Regions from separate parts of the Homo sapiens genome. Here region 1 is linked to region 2. A link is an interaction called in ENCODE POLR2A ChIA-PET data of the cell type or tissue named here. Cell type or tissue: PC-9. All regions are shown on one strand. Links, peaks and the distances in the headings refer to the core of each region. The heading gives the core; the rest is flanking DNA. Region 1 overlaps ST3GAL3 (ST3 beta-galactoside alpha-2,3-sialyltransferase 3). Region 2 holds the start of LINC02918 (long intergenic non-protein coding RNA 2918).

Evidence for each region. ChIA-PET counts read pairs that join two places held together with the same protein. Peaks named below come from ENCODE experiments on the same cell type or tissue, not always from the same donor. Only the 100,000 strongest peaks of a DNase experiment are listed, where the experiment ranks them.
Region 1: POLR2A ChIA-PET joins it to region 2 with 19 read pairs; 3 of 35 experiments call an interaction of 5 or more read pairs at or near these places.

What each region holds. Positions count from the first base shown.
Region 1 is chr1:43,734,818-43,739,166 of GRCh38, reverse strand. ST3GAL3 (ST3 beta-galactoside alpha-2,3-sialyltransferase 3) reads right to left here. Exons shown (of 12, transcript NM_006279.5): 2 at 2,787-2,934. The coding sequence starts at 2,904. Among named protein-coding and RNA genes, the nearest start is that of ST3GAL3-AS1, 9.6 kb to the right of the region's middle. In PC-9, for the core only: no CTCF peak of the experiment used is centred there; no DNase peak of the experiment used is centred there.
Region 2 is chr1:43,938,770-43,943,164 of GRCh38, reverse strand. LINC02918 (long intergenic non-protein coding RNA 2918) reads left to right here and starts at 2,624. Exons shown (of 2, transcript XR_947283.2): 1 at 2,624-2,935; 2 at 4,372-4,395. In PC-9, for the core only: no CTCF peak of the experiment used is centred there; no DNase peak of the experiment used is centred there.

The sequences.
Region 1 (4,349 bases), core at 1-4,000, 200 kb after region 2:
CTTATTAATATTCTAAACATTAAGGAAAAATAATGCTAAAGACATTTATTTTTCTAACTTGGGATTGTCCTCAACCTCCTCAGATGAAAGGCATACAAACTCTTGATTACACAGCCTCTCTGAAGCCTCAGTTTCTGTATCTGTAAAATGAGGATAATAATAACCAATAAAAACTATGAGGATCAAATGAGATTCCGAGTATAAAGACCCTGCTATCTTACGGACATATAGTAGATATAGTAATCAATAAATTACTATTTCATCTTATCATCATCAGTATTATTAAAACACAGCCTAAATTTCACAACATAACAGTCTTTGGGGTTGTGATGCTCCTTCAGCTTGACTCTAAGTAAAGGACTCCTCTCCGGCCGGGCGCAGTGGCTCATGCCTGGAATCCCACCACTTTGGGAAGCCAAGGCAAGCAGACCACTTGAGCCCAGGAGTTTGAGACCAGCCTGGGCAACATGACTAAACCCCATCTCTACAAAAGACACAAAAATTAGCCAGGAATGGTGGTGTGAGTCTGTGGTCCCGGCTACTTCGAGAGGTTGAGGTAGGAGGATCGCTTGAGCCTGGCAGGTTGAGGCTACAGTGAGCTATGACTGCACCACTGCACTCTGGCCTGGGCAACAGAGTGAGACCTCATCTCAAAAAAAAAAACAAAAAAAAAACAAAGAGGACCCGTCTGATTTAGTAAGCCATGCAGGGTGGGTCCTATTACTCTGTTCTCTGATATTACAGCACATAAAATAGTATGCTTTGGTCAGATGGTCTAAACAACCTATTCAAAGTCAAACATCTAAAAGGCTTAGGAGTCAGAATAGAAAAGCTATAAATACTGGTTAGTCAGCTAACAATTAATGGAAAGGACAGCAGATAACTAGCAATAAACTTCTGAAGCCTACGGCCCAAGTGAATAGCAGCTTGTCACCTTCAAACCTAATAAGCCTCTCTGTCTTCTTTTGATAACTTTCTCTCTTTCCCTCCTTTTCTTTTCACACCCCCTTCCTGACACTCTCTACTATTACTTCTCTGAGCCCCTTTCTCTCTCTCTTTTTACCAGGTAGAATATTAAATTAAGTTCTGCCTTCAGTATTTATTATATTTTTCAATAAAATAATGAACATAGGTTTTAAAGACAGGAATTGAATTCCAGTTCCAACAATATAACCTTGGTAAATTAAAGTGTTTCAGTTTGCTCAACTGGAAAATGGGGATAATAATGGCATCTTCACAAAACTGCAGTAAGAATTACATTAAATGAAATTATATTTGTAAATTGTCTAGCCTAATGCCTGAAACACAATGAGTCTTCCATAAAGTTAATTCCCTTCCCTACTGATCTAGGAAAATCTTATCTGATCCTTGGTTATATCTTCTACAGGTCAGCAGCCCTTAGCGGAAAAGGAGACCCTTGTTCTTCACACACATTTCCATCTAAATTATTGATAGAGATGGATCCACCACTACCAATACAGACAATGAATGCCTCTAAATACAGAATTCTGCATTTCACTGATACAAACACTCCTTATCCTGGGTAGTCTCCTTGGTTTTAAAAATAAGTCAGTGCAGAGAAATTTAAGTAAACTTTTGAAACACAAGTAATTAGTGATAATTATAAGCTAAGCATTTAAAAGGCACTTAAATATTCTATATAAAACAGTAAATTAAGGATATAACACTATATTTTAAAAACTGGCTTGAAACTGCCTCAGTAGTTTGAGCCATGGGAGAAATAAATGAGCTACTTCACTGTAATACTTCCCATGTTAGGGTCTTAGAACAACAGCAGGCCAATTGCCCGTTGCTTCTTCCCACTCACTGCAGCTCACTTTCACCTTGTACCTAGAGACTGACTCTCTTCTCAAGTGAGTTCTATACTGGTATCTGGTAGATGTTAGTAAAAATAAAACTATTTTAAGAGAAGACATATCACTGCAGGTCAAAACAGGCCACTCTGTTCTGATTTTATACTATTTCCCACACCAAGCTCAGATAACAGTCAGACAAAATAACCAAAAAGAAAACCACTATGGTCACTGTGTGATATTTCAAGCTACAGCCAAGAAAACAATGTGCAAAGGCTGGTGCTGATCAATGTAAGCCCTTCAACTGCAAGCCTAGAACCAAAACACAGGCCACATCAGGTAAACAGAAACCAAACCAGTGGGATTCAGGCTATGTGGAAAACACTATGTAACACATGAGACAAAGTGCACAAAGAGAAGAAAAAAATTAGGAGTTACTGGGTAGGGAAAATAAGCCATTATTGTAGCCAGGTGCAAGTTCAATAGCAGCAACGGCTACAAAGATTCAGTAGACAACGTTTCTTTAGGGAAAACAAAACAGAGACAATATTATGTTGAAAATTCAACATAAAGATGAATGTTTTAAGGGCAGATGGAAACCAACTTCAATACTAATCCCTAAGGCAATAAATGGCAAAATAGAGTGGCAATATGCTACAGCAATTAGAAAGAACAAAAGCGTTCAAGAACTAGAAGTATGAGTATAGTTTGGGTTTTTATTGAAGAATAGCACATTCTCACCAAGTTTGTAAAAGGAACTGAGATTTGTCATGGCATGCAGTTTTTAAAAAACATCAAAGTTCTCAGCCTATACCAGCTAAAATGGCAGGCAATTTCTAGGCCAAAGTCCCAGAAATGTTCAGTTTACTCTCATTGCCCATCTCTGAAGAATATGAGACGCAGCCACACGAAAAACCAGTAACTGACCTGCAACAGGCTTCTCCTGGGGTGAGCTAGAGTGACTATACTTACTGGAGTCCTCCTCCCACTGGAGTAAGTGTAGCTTCCACGCAGAATAATACAAAAATCCCAGTACCAGAAAGAGGCAGAGGGCTAGCAGCAGATTGCGCACAAATACCAAGAGTCCCATCTTCACATGATTTACGATTTCCTAAATGACCTAGAAAAGAAAAAGTTTAGTTCTTAAAAGACAAAGCACTCATCTTATTGATATATTCTCTCTTAAAGTATCTATAGAGAGAATTTCCAAATGAAGAATAACTTAGAGTTATCACTTTCATATCATGGCATCTTCTAACCTGCTCATCCCCATCTCAAAAAACAGCTTCATCATCAGCCAGCGCCTAAGCTAGAAAGCAGCAATCATCTTTGCTTCCCCACCCCAGCCGCCGACATCCAGTCCCTGACTAGTTCTGGCAATTCCAGCCTCCCAGATATTTTTCAAATCATAGCCCCTTCCCATGATCACTACCCTAGATTGTGTTATCACAGCATTCCCACAAACACGTTTCCCTGCCTTCAAATTTACATTCTCCAAATCCATTTCCACATGGCACAAGAAGTCTTTTAATAACACAAAATCTGACAATATCCCTGCTTAAACCCCTTTGCATTCGTTCTCTACTGCTGCTGTGGCAAAGTGTCACAAACTTAGCAGTTTAAAACAACACAAAATTATCTCAGAGTTCTGAAGGCCAAAATCTGGATATGGTGAGGCTCAGCTGGATCCTTGCTTAGAGTCGCACAAGGCCAAAACCAAGGTGCTGGTAGGGCTGTGTTCCCTTCTGGAGGCCCTGGAGAAGAATCCACTTCCATGCTCACTCAGGCCGTTGGCTGAATTCAGTTCGTGCAGCTGTAGGGACAAGGCCCCCGTTTCCCGGCTGGTTATCTGCCAGGGGCCAGCCTTCAGGCCTACAGTCCTTTTCATGCTTTCCATGTGGTCCCCTTCAGGCTCTCTCACTCTTTGAATCTCTCCAAATTCCCCCTCCGCCATATCTTGCTTCTCTTCCAGCTGGAGAAACTTCTTTGCTTTTTGGGGCCCATGTGATTATATTGGGCCCACCTTAATAATCCAGGATAATCTCCCTATTTGAAGACCCAAAACCTTAATTATATCTGTGAAGTCCCTTGTGCCATGTCGAGTAACAAATTCATAGGTTCCAGGGATTACGGTGTGGATATCTTTAAAGAGCCATTCTGCCTAACATAGCTTTCATTCAATTCTCAACTCCTCTGAATAAAGTAATTGCTCCTTACAGCCTAGCGGTTTCTGACTGAGCCTCGATTTACTCTCCAATCCATCTCTTGCTTCTCTCAACCTCATTTGTGCCCTATGCTCTAGTCATTGTACTTTCTATTCATTGAATGCTGCCTTGTTTCTATCCTCAAGGTCTGTCTGGAATTCACCCACCCTGCTACTGTACCTGCTATGCATCCTTTGATGTAAAAGGATGCATAGCAGGTACACCTTAAATGTAAAATGTAACATTGGCCAAGAAGACTGCCCTGGGTCAGGCCCTCAACCAAACCCAATCAGATATCTCAGCCACAAAATTACAATGACATAAGAGAAAA
Region 2 (4,395 bases), core at 135-4,134:
CCCAAAGTTGAACATGTACAAAACTGAACTCACATTTTCCCCACATCTTACCCCTATCACATGCTAAAATACTACATCCCCTGTGTTCTGTACCAGTCCCCCAAGCTAGACACCTGGAAACCATCTCTCATCCAGCCCTCACCTCTCTTATTGTCCCTCACATCTCTTCTGTCCTTGCACATTTGCTTCTGCCCTAACTCAAGGTACCTGTGCTTGTTGCCTGAACGGCTCTAACTATGGCAGCTCTAGCTGGCACCCACCTTGCCTCTTCCATCCATACTAGACACAGTAGCAAGTGATCCATCTGAAACACATCTCTAACCAAGCCCACTTAAAACCCTTTAGTGGCTCCTTTCAGAGCGAAGGCTGAGCTTCTCGGTATAACATTCAAAGCCCTTTGTGACCTCTCCAGTCTTTTGTCTTGATGAGGACCCTCCCCAAGTCCACCTGAAGTTGCTGGCAATCCTGGGAGCGCACCAGGCTGTTTCACACTTCCCTGTCTTTGTTCATGCTACTTCCTCTGTTGAGAAGGCTCTGTGTCATTCTGGATGCCATCAGGAGAGAGACATCACACAGTCAGCAGGCAGGGAAAGTTCAACATAAGCATTTTGAAGTGTAACAGGGAATTGAAGCTGTGATGAACTGGCTAGTAAGAAGTAAATAAATAAATAAATAAACAAATAAAAATCTAAAGAATATAGGACTAGCAGAGTCTTCAGGCTGAGATGGAGAGCCCAAGGAAGAGGCCCTCACCTCTCCACTCCATTCCTGTCCAGGGCTGAGAACCACACCGTGCAGGACAGGACATGGCCACAATGAACAGTGTACATTTAGAAGTGAGAGGAAATAAAGGCAATCAGCAATAACCAGTTCGGGTTCCATGCCTCTCATCCACCCTATAATCCACCCTGTGCAAACAAACTCATTTTTCAAGACTCAGTTCAAATACCACCTTTTCCACAAAGACTTTTCCTCTTCTGCGTCTATCCAGGAAAAAACTGATTCCTCTTCCTTTGTGATTGTAGAATCTGCCCCCTCCTTGACACACATACCTATAACCTCAGTCATACTTCTACTGGGGTACTTGTTTACCCCTACCTAGGGTTGCCAGAAAAAAATCAGGACACTTATTTATTTTTTTTTTTTTTGAGATGGAGTCTTGCTCTGTCACCCAGGCTAGAGTTCAGTGTCACGGCTCACTGCAACCTCTGCCTCCCAGGTTCAAGCAATTCTTCTGCCTCCTGAGTAACTGGGACTACAGGTGTGCACCACCATCCCCGGCTAATTTTGTATTTTTAGTAGAGACAGGGTTTCACCATATTGGCCAGGCTGGTCTCAAACTCTTGACCTCGTGATCCGCCCACCTCGGCCTCCCAAAGTGCTGGGATTACAGGCATGAGCCACCGCACCTGGCCATCTATTTAATTTTGAATATGAGATAAACAACAATTTTTTTTTTTTTGAGATGGAGTCTCACTCTGTCGCCTAGGCTGGAGTGCAGTGGCACGATCTCAGCTCACTGCAAGCTCTGCCTCCCAGGTTCACACCATTCTCCTGAGTAGCTGGGACTACAGGCGCCCACCACCACGCCCAGCTAATTTTTTGTATTTTTAGTAGAGACAGGGTTTCACCATGTTAGCCAGGATGGTCTCGATCTTCTGACCTCGTGATCTGCCCTCCTCGGCCTCCTAAAGTGCTGGGATTACAGGCGTGAGCCACTGCTCCCAGCCTTTTTTTTTTTTTTTTTTTTTTTTTGAGATAGAGTCTTATTCTGTCACCCAGGTTGGAGTGCAGTGGTACGATTTTGGGCTCAAGCAATCCTTCCACCTCAGCCTCCCAAGTAGCTGGACCACAGATGCACGTCACCACACCTGGCTAAGTTTTTGTATTTTTGGTAGAGACAGGGTTTCACTATGTTGCCCAGGCTGGTCTTGAATTCCTGAGCGCTAGCGATCCACCTGTTTCAGCCTCCCAAAGTGCTGGGATTACAGGGGTGAGCCACCACGCCCAGCCAATTTTTTTGTATAAGTATGTCTCAATTATTGCATTGGACATACTGAAAACAAGTATTTAGGCCAGGCATGGTGACTCGCACCTGTAATCCGAGCACTTTGGGAGGCCAATGTGGGAGGATCTCTTGAACTCAGGAGTTCGAGACCAGCCTGGGTAACATAGCAAGAGCCCATCTCTACCAAAAAAATAAAAATTAAAAAAATTTAAAAATTAGCCAGTCGTGGTAGAATGCACCTGTAGTCTTAGCTAGTTAGGAGGCTAAGGTGAGAGGATCGCTTGAGCCCAGGAGGTGGAGGTTGCAGTGAACTGAGATCACACCACTGCACTCCAGCCCGAGGGACACAGCAAGACCCTATCTAAAAAAAAAAAAGGTGTATTTATTGTTTACCTTAAATCCATTTTTTTTTTTGAGACAGAGTCTCACTTTGTCGCCAGGCTAGAGTGCAGTGGCACAATCTTGGCTCACTGCAACCTCTGCCTCCCGGGTTCAAGCGATTCTCCTGCCTCAGCCTCCCAAGTAGCTGGGACTACAGGTGCGTGCCACCACGCCCAGCTAATTTTTATATTTTTAGTAGAGACCGGGTTTTACCATGTTGGCTAGGGTGGTCTCACTCTCTTGACCTCATGATCCGCCCACCTCAGCCTCCCAAAGTGCTGGGATTACAGGCATGAGTCACCACGCAGGGCCTGAAATCCAAATTTAACAGGATGTCTTTTACTTTTATTTGCTACCCTACCCCTACTTCCATCTCCAAGTATAGTTTCCTTGATGGCAAAACATGTTTCTCACTGGTCTCTGAATCCCTGAAACTAGCCCAGTGCACGACAGTTCATGCTCGGTTAATATGAAGAGAAGGCAACTTATCTGGCTGCAGCGCTGAGAATGGTTGGAGGGAGTTGTGACTGGAGACAGTGAGACCAGGTAGGAGGATGAGGAATAAACCATCCAAAAAATTATGAAGGCTTCAGCAGAATAGCACTGGGGATAGGGAAAGGGGATGGATCTGCAGGATCTAAGGATTTGGTGACCAATGCTTAAGGGACATGACAGAGCTTAAGGAGCCTAGGAGATTGCCCAAGTTTCTGGCTGTGTCACTGGATGAGGTTGGTGCACTCACTGAGCAGGGAACACTGGGGAGGGTCTGGAAGCTGGACAGCAGGGAAGCTCATTGATGTGAGGAGCAGAGCAGGCTGGAGAAGGGTGGACAGCAGATCTGAAGGAGGAAACGGAAGACATCCAGTATGGATATGTTAAGCTTGATGTCTCCCAGGATATACAGATAGAGGTATTGGAATTACAGACTTGGGGCTCAGGTGAATGTTCTAGGCTGGAGATAAAATGTGAGCATGGTTAGCATGGAGGTGGTAACTGAAACCACGGGAGTAGACAGTGCTGCTCAGGGAGAGAGTAGAATGGGAAGAGGAGAGAGAGTCGGTATCAGAGCTCTGAGGAACATGAGAGGCAGAGAGAGGAAGAGGAACTCAGAAGTCGTCTGAGAACAAGCCTCTGGAGGAGTGGAAGGAGAACCCGGAGAGTATTGGACCAAGAGAGTCACGGGAAGACAGGTTTTCAAGGAGGACTGACACTATCGAATGCTTCTGAGACTTCAAAGGACTAAATGGCCTTTGGCTTTAGTATTGACCAGAGTCACCTGTGGCCCCAGGAGCTACAATGTGCCACCTGGTGACAGGTTATAGCTACTATGTGGTAAACAGAGGTACAGCTCTGCAGCCTGTTTCCTTTGGGGAAAACAACCTTTTCTTTCTTGCTTGCTTCTTGCTTTCTCTCTCTCTTTCCCCTTCCTTCCTTCCCTCTCTCCCTCCCTCCCCCTCCCTCCCTCCCCTCCTTCCCTCCCTCCCCTCCCTCCCTCCCTCCCCTCCTTCCTTCCCTCCCCTCCTTCCCTCCTTCACTGTCTTCCTTTTGATTTGGGTTGTCCTGAGTTGCAAACTGAGGCTAATTCATATGGGAATGTGTTCTTGGAGCTGTTGCTGTCTTGTTCCGGACTCTGAGATGTTGAGCACAAGCTGTCTGGGGCCCAGAATGCAGCCTCCAGCTGGGGTGAGCCCTGTTCCCTCAAAAGCTGGCAGCCTGGGGAATGTTGACAGCCAGCACCTTTGGCTTGGGCTGTGGCCCTCTCACTGTGAGCATTGTCAGAGATGGCTTCAGTCAGTCTCCTTTACTGGCTCTGGAGCAGCCGTGTCTACTGAGTGGCAGGGTTTGGGGACTAGGCTAGGCTTTAAAGTCTCACTAGCAGGGGGCTGCCTGGCCCCAATAACCCTGGAATTGACAGAATGTCCTTCTCTGCCTGCAGCCAGCCCTCTGTAAACTGTATGGCCCTGGGGCCATTTTCTTTGCAGGAGGGAAGGTGGAACTAAGGATCC